Regions from separate parts of the Homo sapiens genome. Here region 2 is linked to region 1. Evidence: chromatin contacts called from ENCODE Hi-C or POLR2A ChIA-PET data. All regions are on one chromosome and are shown on one strand. The core of a region is the stretch at or near the end of the contact, and the rest is flanking DNA. Distances in the headings are between cores, read along the strand shown. Region 1 overlaps LOC105371240 (a long non-coding RNA gene). Region 2 overlaps LOC105371244 (a long non-coding RNA gene).

Region 1 (5,976 bases), core at 2,034-4,533:
CATCTTCTGCTCTTTCTGCTGAAAATGATCTCCCTGCGTCTTTTTTTTTTAAGAGTCTTGCTATGTTGCCTGGGCTGGTCTTGAACACCTGGATTCCAGATATCCTCCCGCCTCTGCCTTCTTGGTAGCTAAGATTACAGGCATGAGCTGTGCTATTCAGGTTCCCCTGCCTCTCATCAGGCTTGTTCCTACCTTCCTTGGGGACGTCCTCCAGGAAGCCTTCCTTAGCTTCACACCAGGCTGGGTGAGCTGCCTCATATCTGTGTTCACATATCAACTTGTGCTGATCTTGGTCGGCTTTTCTGACTCGGCCATGAGATCATGTGAGCCTTGAGGACGGAGTTTTGTCTTATTTTATAATCCCAGTGAGGCTGGGTGCAGTGGTGTGCATCAGTAAACCCAGGTTCTGCAGTGAGCTATGCAGTGAGCTATGATAATATCTGTGAATAGCCACTACACTCTAGGTTGGGCAACAGAGCAAGACCCCATCTTTAGAAAATAAAAACAGGCCAGGCACAGTGGTTCACATCGGTAATCCCAGGACTTTGGGAGGCCAAGGTGGGTGGATCACCTGAGCTCAGGAGTTTGAGACCAGCTTGGCCAGCATGGCAAAACCCCATCTCTACTGAAAATACAAAAATTAGCTTGGCACGGTGGCGCATGCCTGTAACCCCAGCTACTCAGGAGGCTGAGGCTGGAGAATCGCTTGGACCTGGGAGGCGGAGGTTGCAGTGAGCTGAGATCGTGCCACTGCACTCTGGCTTGGGTGACAGAGCAAGACCCCATCTCAGAAAAAAAAAAAAAGTAAATAATAAATAACAAAACAAATTAAATTTATTATTTAAATTTTTTAAATAACAAATGATAATCCCAGTGAGGATACATCATCTAAATAGTAGGCACTTAGTAAATAAGAAGGGAAGGAAAGCAGGAAGAAGGGAAGAGGGAAAGCAGAAAAGAAGAAAGAAAGGTCTCAAATGCTCAGCTCTCTTTCTGGGCACATGGTGGGGCTGCACCTCTCCACCCACTTGAGCTCGTGCACGGCCATGTGATCTGCTTTGGCCCATGAAGTATGAGTGAAAATGACATGTGTCACTTTTAGGCAGAAGCAGACAGGTCAGTCTGTGGTCTCCATCCTCTTTTTACTGCCTGCTGGGTCACAGAAGCACTTGTTGAGATGGAGTCTCTGTCACACAAGGCCCCTGAGTGACTAAGACAAGCAGAGCCCCTGGTGGACCTGCAGTGGACACACAGCATGGGGTGAGAAAGACACTCTGTTCTTTTGAACTGCTGAGAGTTTAGGGTTTATTATTAACCTAGCACAACCACGTCTCTTCTTTTTTTTTTTTTTTTTTGAGATGGAGTTTCACTCTTGTTCCTCAGGCTGGAATGCAGTGGCGTGATCTCAGATCACTACAACCTCCACCTCCCAGGTTCCAGCGATTCTCCTGCCTCAGCCTCCTGAGTAGCTGAGATTACAGGTGCCCACCCAAAGTACTGGGATTATGGGTGTGACCCACCTTGCCCAGCCACGTCTCTTCTTTTCTTTTTTAATTTCAACTTTTGTTTTAGATGCAGAGGATATACATGCAGGTTTGTTACATGGGTATATTGCATGATGCCGAAGTTTAAGGTACGATTGATTCTGTCACAAGCATAGGACCCAATAAGTAGTTTTCCAACCCCTGCAGCTCTCTTCCTCTACCCTCTAGGAGTCCCCAGTGTCTATTGTTTCCATCTTTGTGTCCCAATACCCAATATTTTGCTCCCACTTATAAGTAAGAACATGGGGTATTTGGTTTTCTGTTTCTATGTTAATTCAAGTGCAGTTGGTTTGAGGTATCAGGGAAAATCGCATCTTTTTACCCTTCTATTTGCTAAGAATATCAGACACTACCTTGCCTTTCCCACTGCTATACAATTTCAATTCCAATTGTCTGTTTTCCATAGATTCTTGCAAAGATGCTATAAGGTGAACAGGTGAAATATTATTTATTTATTTATTTTTTTTTTTTTTTGAGACGGAGTCTCGCTCTGTCGCCCAGGCTGGAGTGCAGTGGCGGGATCTCGGCTCACTGCAAGCTCCGCCTCCCGGGTTCACGCCATTCTCCTGCCTCAGCCTCCCAAGTAGCTGGGACTACAGGCGCCCGCCACTACGCCCGGCTAATTTTTTGTATTTTTAGTAGAGACGGGGTTTCACCGTTTTAGCCGGGATGGTCTCGATCTCCTGACCTCGTGATCCGCCCGCCTCGGCCTCCCAAAGTGCTGGGATTACAGGCGTGAGCCACCGCGCCCGGCCCAGGTGAAATATTATTATCCTCCACCTACAAACTAAGAAAAAGAACCTGAATGACTGCCCGGGACTCCCTGGGTAGGAGAGAGGGGAGCTAACACCAGAGCCCAGGTCCCCAGCTCCCCACCCAGGGCTTCACTGCTTGGCTCCAGTCAATAAAATAGCACAGGTCTAAAGAGTCTAAAATCTGGAGGTCCCCACCAGAAAGGGATCCTTCTTTTTTTAAAAAGGAAATATATCCAAAGGTTAGAATCAGGCCAGGCGCGGTGGCTCACACCTGTAATCTCAACACTTTGGGAGGCCAAGGCAGGTTGATCACTTGAGGTCAGGAGTTCGAGACTTGCCTGGCCAACATGGTGAATCCCCCATCTCTACTAAAAATACAAAAATTAGCGGGGAATGGTGGCAAGTGCCTGTAATCCCAGTTACTCGGTAGGCTGAGGCAAGAGAATCGCTTGAACTTGGGAAGCAGAGGTTGCAGTGAGCCGAGATTGCACCACTGCACTCCAGCCTGGGTGACAGAGTGAGACCCCTTCTCAAAAAAAAAGAAAAAAAGGGTTGGAATCGTGGACTTTAAAGCCCGACTGCCCAAGCTGGCCCCAGCTCCAGCCCTCACTACCCAGAGATCATGAGCATAGCTCCCTCTCTCTCAAGCTCCATTCCTCCAGGCCTGTAACACTGGGATAATAATAGTATCTACTTCTTACTCTTGTGAGTTTTAAATAAACAAATCCATGAAGAAGACTTGGCATGGCGTCTGGCATATAATAAAGGCTCGCTGAGATTTCTCTATGACTACCCTGTTATCACAGTTCTTTCCATTTAAACAGCCGCCTTCCAGGACTGTAATGCCAGGCTGCTGCCACAAGGTGGCACTGTTGTCTCTGGCCACCCTTCCTGAGTCGCTAAAGCTTCATTTCTCAAAATGCCAAGTTGAGTCAGGACGGAAGGAGAACCCAGAAAAAGATGACAGAGTCCGAGAACTCCAGACAAAAACGTGACTTCCTTGTCACATCAAAAATGATGAAACTGCTTCCGTCTTTTATCTCTGCTCTTTCTTGTAGCTGGATCCCCACACCTCAGAATAGGCTGAAGCAGCTGGTAAAATTGGGCTGCCCAGCCCCAACCCCACACCACGGGTATAACTGGGCGGGGGGTCCTAGTGGAAGGTGATTGAATCCACTGCTGTAGAGAAGGGCTTCTAGGGCTGTAGCACGCTTACGCCTCACCTGGGCACCTTATGAAAATGCAGATTCCGATTCTCAGCCTCTCTGTGCCTTATTTCCTTCATCTCAAAATAGGGAATAATAATGGCACCTACTTCAGGGAGTTATTATGCAGAAAAAGATGACAGCATGATCAGTTAAGTGATTAATTGAATAAGCAGGGCACATGGCGAGTGTCCTTGCAAGCTTTTATGTTAGAGAGAAAAAAAAGGTCAGGCTTGGGGCTGTGGGATGGGGCCTGGCACTGTGCATTTCTTTTTTGTTTGTTTGTTTTTGTTTTTGTTCTTTGAGACGAATTCTTCACTCTGTAGCCCAAGCTGGAGTGCAGTGGTGCAATCTCAGCTTACCGCAACCTCCACCTCCGGGGGCTCAAGCGATTCTCGTGCCTCAGCCTCCCAAGTAGGTGGGACTGCAGGCGCGTATCACCACGCCCAGCTAATTTTTTGTATGTCAGTAGAGACGGGGTTTCACCATGTTGCCCAGGGTCATTCCGAACTTCTGAGCTCAGGAGATCCGCCCGCCTCGGCCTCCCATTACAGGTGTGAGCCACCGCGCCCAGCCAGCACTGTGCATTTCTAACAAGCTCTTGAGTGAGGTCTGTGCTGCGGTTCCGGGCCCCATACTCTGAGGACCTGGCCCATTTGTGGCAAATGGAATTGGCGACCTCTTGGAAGTCAAGGCTGCAGTGAGCCGAGTTCCTTATGCATGCCGGTTCACCCAGCCGCACAACAGCCCTGTGAAATCAGTGTCATTGTTGCCGTTTTATGGATGATAAATGAAAACATTAAGTAACTGTCCCAAGGTTGTAACAGCTAATTATTAGCAGAGCCGGAACTCAAACACAATACACTCTGCTAAATCAAATGTTATTGTTTTATGTTGAATTAAAGTAAACGTGGCCCAGCTTTCCCTCCCTGACTTCTCAAGACAAAGAGAAAAGATCACGGAGGCAGCAGAGAGTGGAAAGGAGGGCAGCGCCTGGAGCCAAATCTATCGGACTCACAGTCTGTCCAGTCAGGAGCTGTGTGACCCTGACGAGTTGCTCAGCCTCTCTGTGCCTTATTTTCTTCATCTCAAAATAGGGAATAATAATGGCACCTACTTCGGGGAGTTATTATGCAGAAAAAGATGACAGCATGATCAATTAAGTGATAAATTAAATAAGCAGGACACATGGTGAGTGCTCAGTCATTGTCTGCACCGAGGGCTTATGTCCAAGGCTGTGAGAACTGCAGGGACCCATGATCTCCACTTTGGGCTTTAGGGAGCTCACAGTCTGATGAGGGAGAGTGGGGAAAGTGATCGCAGAAGGCCCATCGGAGCACCCATGGGGAGCAATCACCACCACGCAGCTCAGCATAAGGCAGCCACCAGCACCCCACAGGAACTGTCAAAGCTCATCTGTATGTTCATCTGCTCCTACACTCCCCAAACAAGTTTAACACCTTGAGTGAGTCCACTCATTATGGATGCAACGAGACCACAGAGGACATGAGATGGAGGCTGTGAATCCACTAGGCCCTTTGTTCCAAAAGACTCTTGCAGCAGGAGCTGACCACAACGCGAATGACTGCAGTGTGTAAAGACATGATTTGTACCATCAGGCCTCTAAATGCACACCTGCGACTTCACATGGTGCCTCAACAGTGATCCATTCCAAGGCCGGAGGAGAAACAGCCTCGCATTTACTGAGATAAGGTGGCTGGTCTCAAATGTGGGGCCTGGCTGTTTTCAAGGGTGAGTCTAGACACTCTTTACTCTGTAGTTGCAGTTTAAACCCTGGGTAATTTGAGCCTGCTCATCTGGGTCATAGTTAACAATGTGTCTTCAAGAGACTGGAAACAAACTGCCCTTCAGGAAACCAGGTACAGTCTCAGCTACTCTGGACGCTGGGGTAGCAGGATCCCTTGAGCCCAGGAGTTCAAGGCTATAGTGCACTATGATTGCACCTGTGAATAGCCACTGCACTCCAGCCTGGGCAACATCGGGAGACCTCATCTCTAAAAATTAATAAAATAAATGCCCATCATTAGGGAACTAGTGAAAGAAATTGTAAAATAAGCTGCTTGAGCAGATAAAAGCAATAGAATGTGGGGGCTCTCAATGTTCTTATATAGATAGATTTCGTCCTATGAAAATAACAAGCTACGGCTGGGCATGGTGGTTCACACCTGTAATCCCAGCACTTTGGGAAGCTGAGGCAGGCAGATCATCACCTGAGGTCAGGAGTTCGAGACCAGCTTGGCCAACATGGCGAAACCCCATCTCTACTAAAAATATAAAAATTAGCTGGGCATGGTGGCATGCACCTGTAATCCCAGCTACTAGGAGGCTGAGGCAGGAGAATTGTGTGAACCCAGGAGGTGGAGGTTGCAGTGAGCAGAGATCACACTACTTCACTCCAGCCTGGGTGACAGATTGAGACTCCATCTCAAAAATAAAAATAAAAATAAATAA
Region 2 (5,976 bases), core at 1,522-4,021, 810 kb before region 1:
TGCATAATATTAAAATCACCCTTGATAAAAGATGTGCAGCCAGTCTGGAAACGCCAACAGTGATTGAGCATATAGGTGATGGGGTTTGCATGTTTGTTAATTTATCTGTTGTTTTTCTTTTTTATCTTTCCACTATGAATATGTAGTACTTGTGCATTTAAAAAATGTTATAAATCTGCAAGTTAACAAATCTAATGCATTTCCCTTCAATCTCATCATCCCAAGACTAGACCTTTTTCGGACAGTGGCTTGAAGACAGACAGGCTCTCCTAAGAGATGGAAGCCCAGGGTGTTCAGCCCCCACTGTCTAAGGCCCCCCAACTCCAGGAGCCCCATATGTTCCTACCAGACCATAGGCTTAACTGGATGTAGGCCAGGGGTGGGGGAATGTGCTCTGCTTGGCATTGTAAGGTGCCAGGCGCACCTGAGCAGCTGGACAGGTGTGACAGATGCCCTGGATTGCATGGAGCTGGCTGTGCCTGTGCACACACACCCGTCTGCACCCCGTCCTCCCCTCCCTACACCTCCCTGTCTTCCCGGCTAGCTCAGGTGTGGTGCATCTGTGGCCCATTGGCAGCTCTCTTGCCCGCAGTGCACAGGGAGCTGTCAGGTTAAAAGCTGGCTTGCTCGATTTGATCCCACATGCGAGCTGTTTTATTTCCCTCTCTCTCCCTTACACGGCTTCGGTGTGCTTTTATAAATATTTCACTAGCCTTGCTAAAGTCTATTTCATCTCTCTCTTAAATTTATTAAATATAAATGCAGCAACAACTCTACCATAAGTCTCTCTTTGCTGTCAAAATCTCAGGCTCCCATGGAAGTAAATATAATTTGCTTTGTTTACCGTAGGTAACTTGGAGCCCTATCTGCTATCTCAACACCCCCTAAGCACCCCCAAATCTCCCTGTTTTTGTTAGCAGGGGTCTGTCTCATCCCAATGTAGTGCACGGGGACACGGGTCACGCTTTGAAGAGGGCGTGACAAAGGGGCTGTTCTCCGACACTCGCATGGCAGGGAATTTCTTGGTCCGCTGGTCCCTCAATGACACAATCAATGAGTAAAGGGGGATACCTTTACTCATCACCTCAGACCTGAGCACGCCCTGGGCCCCATTTGGGCAGAGCTTTGCTCTTTGCTTTTCTTTTAAAGTAAAGGGCCCATCTGCTGCAGCTAGTGACCTGGCCAAAAAAGACACAGACTGCTGTGAAATGATTGAGGGCAGTGACTCCCCTCCCACCCCAGGAGCCAGAGCCGACAGAGCCAAGAGCAAGGCAGGAATTCAGGTCCCCAAAAGCAAGCCAGAAGCACCACCTCCAAGCGCCCTGCCACTTCCTTTGTTCTTTGTTAATTGCAAAATAAACACAACCCTGCCCACCGACTGTGGAGAAAGATTTCTGCCAACTGGGGGACCCGGCAGGTAGTGGGCAGGCATTTGCCCTCCATCAACCACATGTGATTTCCTGGAGGAGAAGGGGCAGTAGAGAAGGGGCAGAGTGGCAGGGCTGGGATGGACCTAGCTTAGGGCTTGTAGGTCAGGGAAGTGAGGGAAGTGGATGTCAAGATGGAAGACACAGGCACGCTTTGTTTGCATCTGAAATCAGTGAGAATAGCTTTCTCTTCCACAAAGAACTGGATCTCTTTCACCCAGGTGAAAGGTGCTATTTCTAGCTCTTATTTCTTAATGAAAATGGCCCTCTCAGTCTGTCCTGTTTTTCTCTACTTTTGGTGGTGACATTGGAGCAGAACGATGGCATTTCCGCTTTCTATAAGAAAGAGGGCCAGGCTTGTCTAAGAACCCCCACCCCTAACTCCTAGCCTGGCATCTTCCATTAAACTTGCAGAGATGAAACAGGTGACTGACATCTTGGGCTGGGGGGACAGACGTTTAGAATTAGCTCCTGGATGCATCCAGGAATTCAGATCTGTGCTAAAACTCTCTATAGCTCCAGAAGACTGGCTTTTACAGTGGCTGTGCCCTGGAGTCTCAGAGACTGTCCTGCAGATTCAGGAAGAGAGGTGTTGTACGGACTTGCAGATTTTCTGTCTCACCGTCCCATTTAGACACAGGAAGACAAGAGAAAGTTACCTCTAGGAGGTGAAAGGAGTAAGTTTTTTGGGGGGGTCAACTGAAGATCTGTGTGAGAACCTTTTCCACACTACAACAATAGACTAAAAAAAATTGACTCAGCTTACATAGAATGCAATTGTTTTGTACAATTATTTTGCTTAAAAAGTGAAAAGGGTTTTAGAATTGTGGTTTTGAACTTGTTAGTAATTTTGATTTTTCAGTTTTATTCTTGTATTTTACAGTCACAATTATTATTATTTTTTTCTTTTTAGATCTCAAGCATGTTTAATGGCCCCCGAAAAGAATCTATAGACCCCACACTGTTTATGGGGTAAATCAAGCCTCTGGGTCTGGGATGGAAGAACCAGAGTGTGGGGTTTCAGAGAAGGGTAGTGGGGAAGAAGCCACTTGCTCTGGAGCAAGTGATCATTGGGCCTTCCCTGGGATGGCCCCAGGGAGCACGCCTCTGGCCGACCTCCACCGGCCTGCCAACCCAGGCTGCGGGGGCGGCTGCGAGTCCCCCGAAGGTAAATGACGCGGCATCAGCGGGGTCCCTGTGTCAACTGCATGATGGCTTTCAGGCCTGGGGCTGGTGGCTTCCTGTCTCACCGCTGAGAGCGAGGCTATTTCAGGATCTCGCTGCTTCCGTCTGTTCCGGGGAGGGCAGGATGGAGGGCGGGCAGTGGAGAGGAGGCGGAGGCCCGGGTCTACATCTACCAGGTGTTTCAGAGGCAAACTTTCTTTTTCCTCCTGTTTCTGCTGCCCACTGCTGGTGGAATGGGTTTGTCAAGTTGGCATTACTTTCTTTGAAATGCTTTTTATTCACTGCTTTTGGAGTAAAAAACAAAACTCAGTCATATCCCTACTCAAGGCTTGGATAATTGCCCAATACAGCAACATCTTCTGTAGTAAAATTTACCTTCAAAAATCCTGTGAATCATTAGGACCTGATGGGTTCTGAGAATTTCACTTATTTTGTTTGTTTGTTTGTCTCTTGGGCATTTTAGCTGTGCCTTCCCTGTCCCTGGGGCGATGGGGATGAGGGAACAGTGACAGGGTCAATAAATGCGCCTCTGCCTGCCTATTTCTCTCTCCTTCTCTTTGTCTGCACTCACTTAGCTGAATTTGGGTAAGATGGTTGTTTGTGGGAGCCAACCCCATTGTACTTCTGCACAGTACGTTTACTGCTGTCAGAACACTCTCACACGCACACGCACCAAGCCATTGTTTGGGGAAACTTCCCTGGCAGGTCGAAGGAATGGAATTGCTGTCTCCATTTCCCATCTCAGGACGCTGAGGCTGGGAGAAGGGGACCGGCCTGTGCGGGTTGCAGGATGCGTGGCTGGGGTTTGAAGCAGCGTCCCCACCCCCGTGCGTGGGCTGTTGCCATTGCCCCACGTTTCTCACGTTTCCCCTTGGCCTTACTTGAGATTCCCTGTTCCCTGTGGAGGGGCCTAGGAAGGGCCCCTGATTGACTTTTGGCCCCAAACCGTGACTCTCTCTCAGAGGTGGCTCAGGGAACTTTAATGATTTAGGGCAGCGCTGCTTAGCCAGGGGCAATTTTGTTTCTCAGGGGACATTTGGCAGTGTCTAGAAACATTTTTGGTTTTCACAATTGGGGGTTGCTACTGGCATCTAGTGGGTAGAGGCTGTTAAACACCCTGTAGCCCAGAGGACAGGCCCCTCCTGCCCTGCAACAAACAATTATCCGGCCCAGAATGTCAACAGTGCCAAGGGTGAGAAGCTCTGGTTTAGGGGAGTGAACTCCAGGTGGTTAGGAACTATCGCCACATATTTCTTGCCTTCTTCTAAGCTCTCGGTCCATGATGTTCAGCAAGGAGTCACTGAGCACCTCCCACACGCATGGCACACTCCCATCTAGGCTGCCTGCCTGTGCCATCTCCTTACACTCTCAAAGGCATGGTAAAGTGGGTGAATCTCTCCATAGGACTCATGAGAACATGAGGGTTTAGAGGGTGTCACCGTTGGGTGTCCTGGGAGGTAGGCTCTGGGGTGGATATTTGTATGCAGAACCAGCCTCTGTAGGGAGAGAGGGACTCAGGATGGGGCAGAGAAGGAGATGGGCGGTGATGCAGTCATAGCAAAGGCCTCTGTTGATCCCCTGGGAGCCCTGGCACTGCTGTGATCATTCAGAGATGTTCCAAATTGGGGTGAAGAATCCAGGCTTTTCTACCGGCCCCCAACATTGACCATTAGATGTGGCCACCCCAGGGTGGGGGGTGTCAGTGTGTGAAGTGTCTCTTGGCTGAGGGTAAGGCTCTGAGATGGGCTCAGCCAGGAGCAGAGCCACCAGCATGCCTAAGCAGCTGTTCCCAGGAGGCTTTTGGGGATTTGGGCAGAGCTCGGTGTCCACTCTAAGGAGCTCGAGTGCTTGCCCAGGTTTGCTCCCTAGCTGGGCCGCCCCCCTCCCTCATGGTGGCATTGGAAGTCTGTGGAAACTGAGGCCTCCTAACCCAGGGCTGTAATCTCTGACAGAGTACCATCAGCATTTCTTAACCCCATAAGCCACAAACTGGCAGCACCGATTCATGTTTTGTGTACCACTATTTTTAGTGAGTTACCACTGTTCTAAAATAAGGAGATTTTTACATAAAGTTCTGAATTCCTAGGTTTCATGGAAATATTGGGAGACCTGACTGTGCTGGCACACTTTCTAGCTGTGCAGGAGCGATCCCTTTTGCAAAGTAGGTGTGTGTGTTGAGGGGGGTGTCTCACCACTCCATTGTATGCCTAACCCACCACCCTCATTTACTCATCCATGTCATGACTCTTACTCTCTGCATGGGCTACTGTTGGAGCCTAGTTCTTCTGTGCTAAGCATTGGTGTTTCTCTCTTCAACCAACAGGGTTTTGCCTGTTCTTCGACCTTAGGGCATTTCCCTTGACCCCATTTCCCACTGTGGCCTTTAAAGAGAATCTCAAGAATCACAGAGAAAGCTTCTCAATGAAAACCAATGGGAACAAATCCGGCCTTTGTTCCAGGACATCCTGCCCTTCTGGCTGGCTCTGAGGCTGCAGGTACCAAAGCTGTCCCTGCTCAATCCTCCCTCTCGGAGTGGGCTTTGGTTTTTGTGGGCGACTCCATTGTTAAAAGCCAGCCCTACAATGGGACGAGGACAGTTGACAGGTTTCTGTGCAAGCGCGTTTCCGATCGCGCAAGGTAACAGCTTCATTACTCAGTGATGAGTGACCCATATTTCCTAACATGATTTCCCTGCTGTAACTCAAATTGAGTTCATGTTATTCTAATGATATCAGTTGACCTTGAGAATTAGACCAAGAAGCCTGGGGTTATTCTTCCAACTTCCACTGCAGATTCTTCTGATGTGTTTGGAAACACAATCTACTCCTCATCGCCCTGAAGTGGGCAGGGGGAAAAGAGAAAACAAAGATCCCGACCTGCTCTGATTTTTAGAAAATACATCTGGGCAATTTCAGGCGACGGGAGGCTCTTTCCCTCTCAGTTCTGCTCCCCCACCACTGCCTCTCCCCCAAGATCCTGGATCTTTCCTGCCAGGAAGAGTCCTCCTCTAGGTCCTACGGGATCTCCTTGCTGCAGCCTCTCCTTGCCCCACCACCCTGCTGGGTCAAGCTCCCAAAACCAGAGCAGACGGCGCTTCTCTAGTTCCCTCACTGGCTCCTCATTGCCTGCTGGTAAACCCCAGACTCCTAAGCCTGGCATTCAAGGCCCACAATTCAAGCTCATCTGCATCCTCAAATACAGGATCGGAGCTGATGGATCTTTCCTGCCAACACAACCCCTGAAAGTGTGTGGCACAGACGGACTGCACGCCTTGGTACATATGACATTTTTTTGTTTGTTTTTGAGACAGAGTCTCTCTCTGTCACCCAGGCTGGAGTGCAGTGGTGCGATCTCGGCTCATTGC

Evidence for each region. Hi-C counts contacts between places; a loop is a spot of excess contacts on that map. ChIA-PET counts read pairs that join two places held with the same protein, here RNA polymerase II (POLR2A). Pooled maps may share reads with other maps.
Region 2: a pooled map shows a loop between it and region 1 (3-fold over the local background). The contact joins two enhancer-like sites. A Hi-C loop is called at or near these places in 1 of 50 pooled maps. POLR2A ChIA-PET finds 5 or more read pairs at or near these places in 2 of 52 experiments (activated CD4-positive, alpha-beta T cell and activated naive CD4-positive, alpha-beta T cell).

What each region holds. Positions count from the first base shown.
Region 1 is chr16:48,627,783-48,633,758 of GRCh38, reverse strand. The region is part of intron 1 of LOC105371240 (a long non-coding RNA gene); the gene reads right to left. Among named protein-coding and RNA genes, the nearest start is that of N4BP1, 21 kb to the right of the region's middle. RefSeq lists enhancers at 3,482-3,981, 3,982-4,483. Within about 2 kb of position 3,283, at least 2 of the 41 ENCODE cell types and tissues checked have a DNase peak (open chromatin) inside an H3K27ac peak, as active enhancers do.
Region 2 is chr16:49,438,311-49,444,286 of GRCh38, reverse strand. The region is part of intron 2 of LOC105371244 (a long non-coding RNA gene); the gene reads left to right. Among named protein-coding and RNA genes, the nearest start is that of LINC02179, 25 kb to the left of the region's middle. RefSeq lists enhancers at 508-1,009, 2,531-2,810, 2,066-3,013. Within about 2 kb of position 2,771, at least 8 of the 41 ENCODE cell types and tissues checked have a DNase peak (open chromatin) inside an H3K27ac peak, as active enhancers do.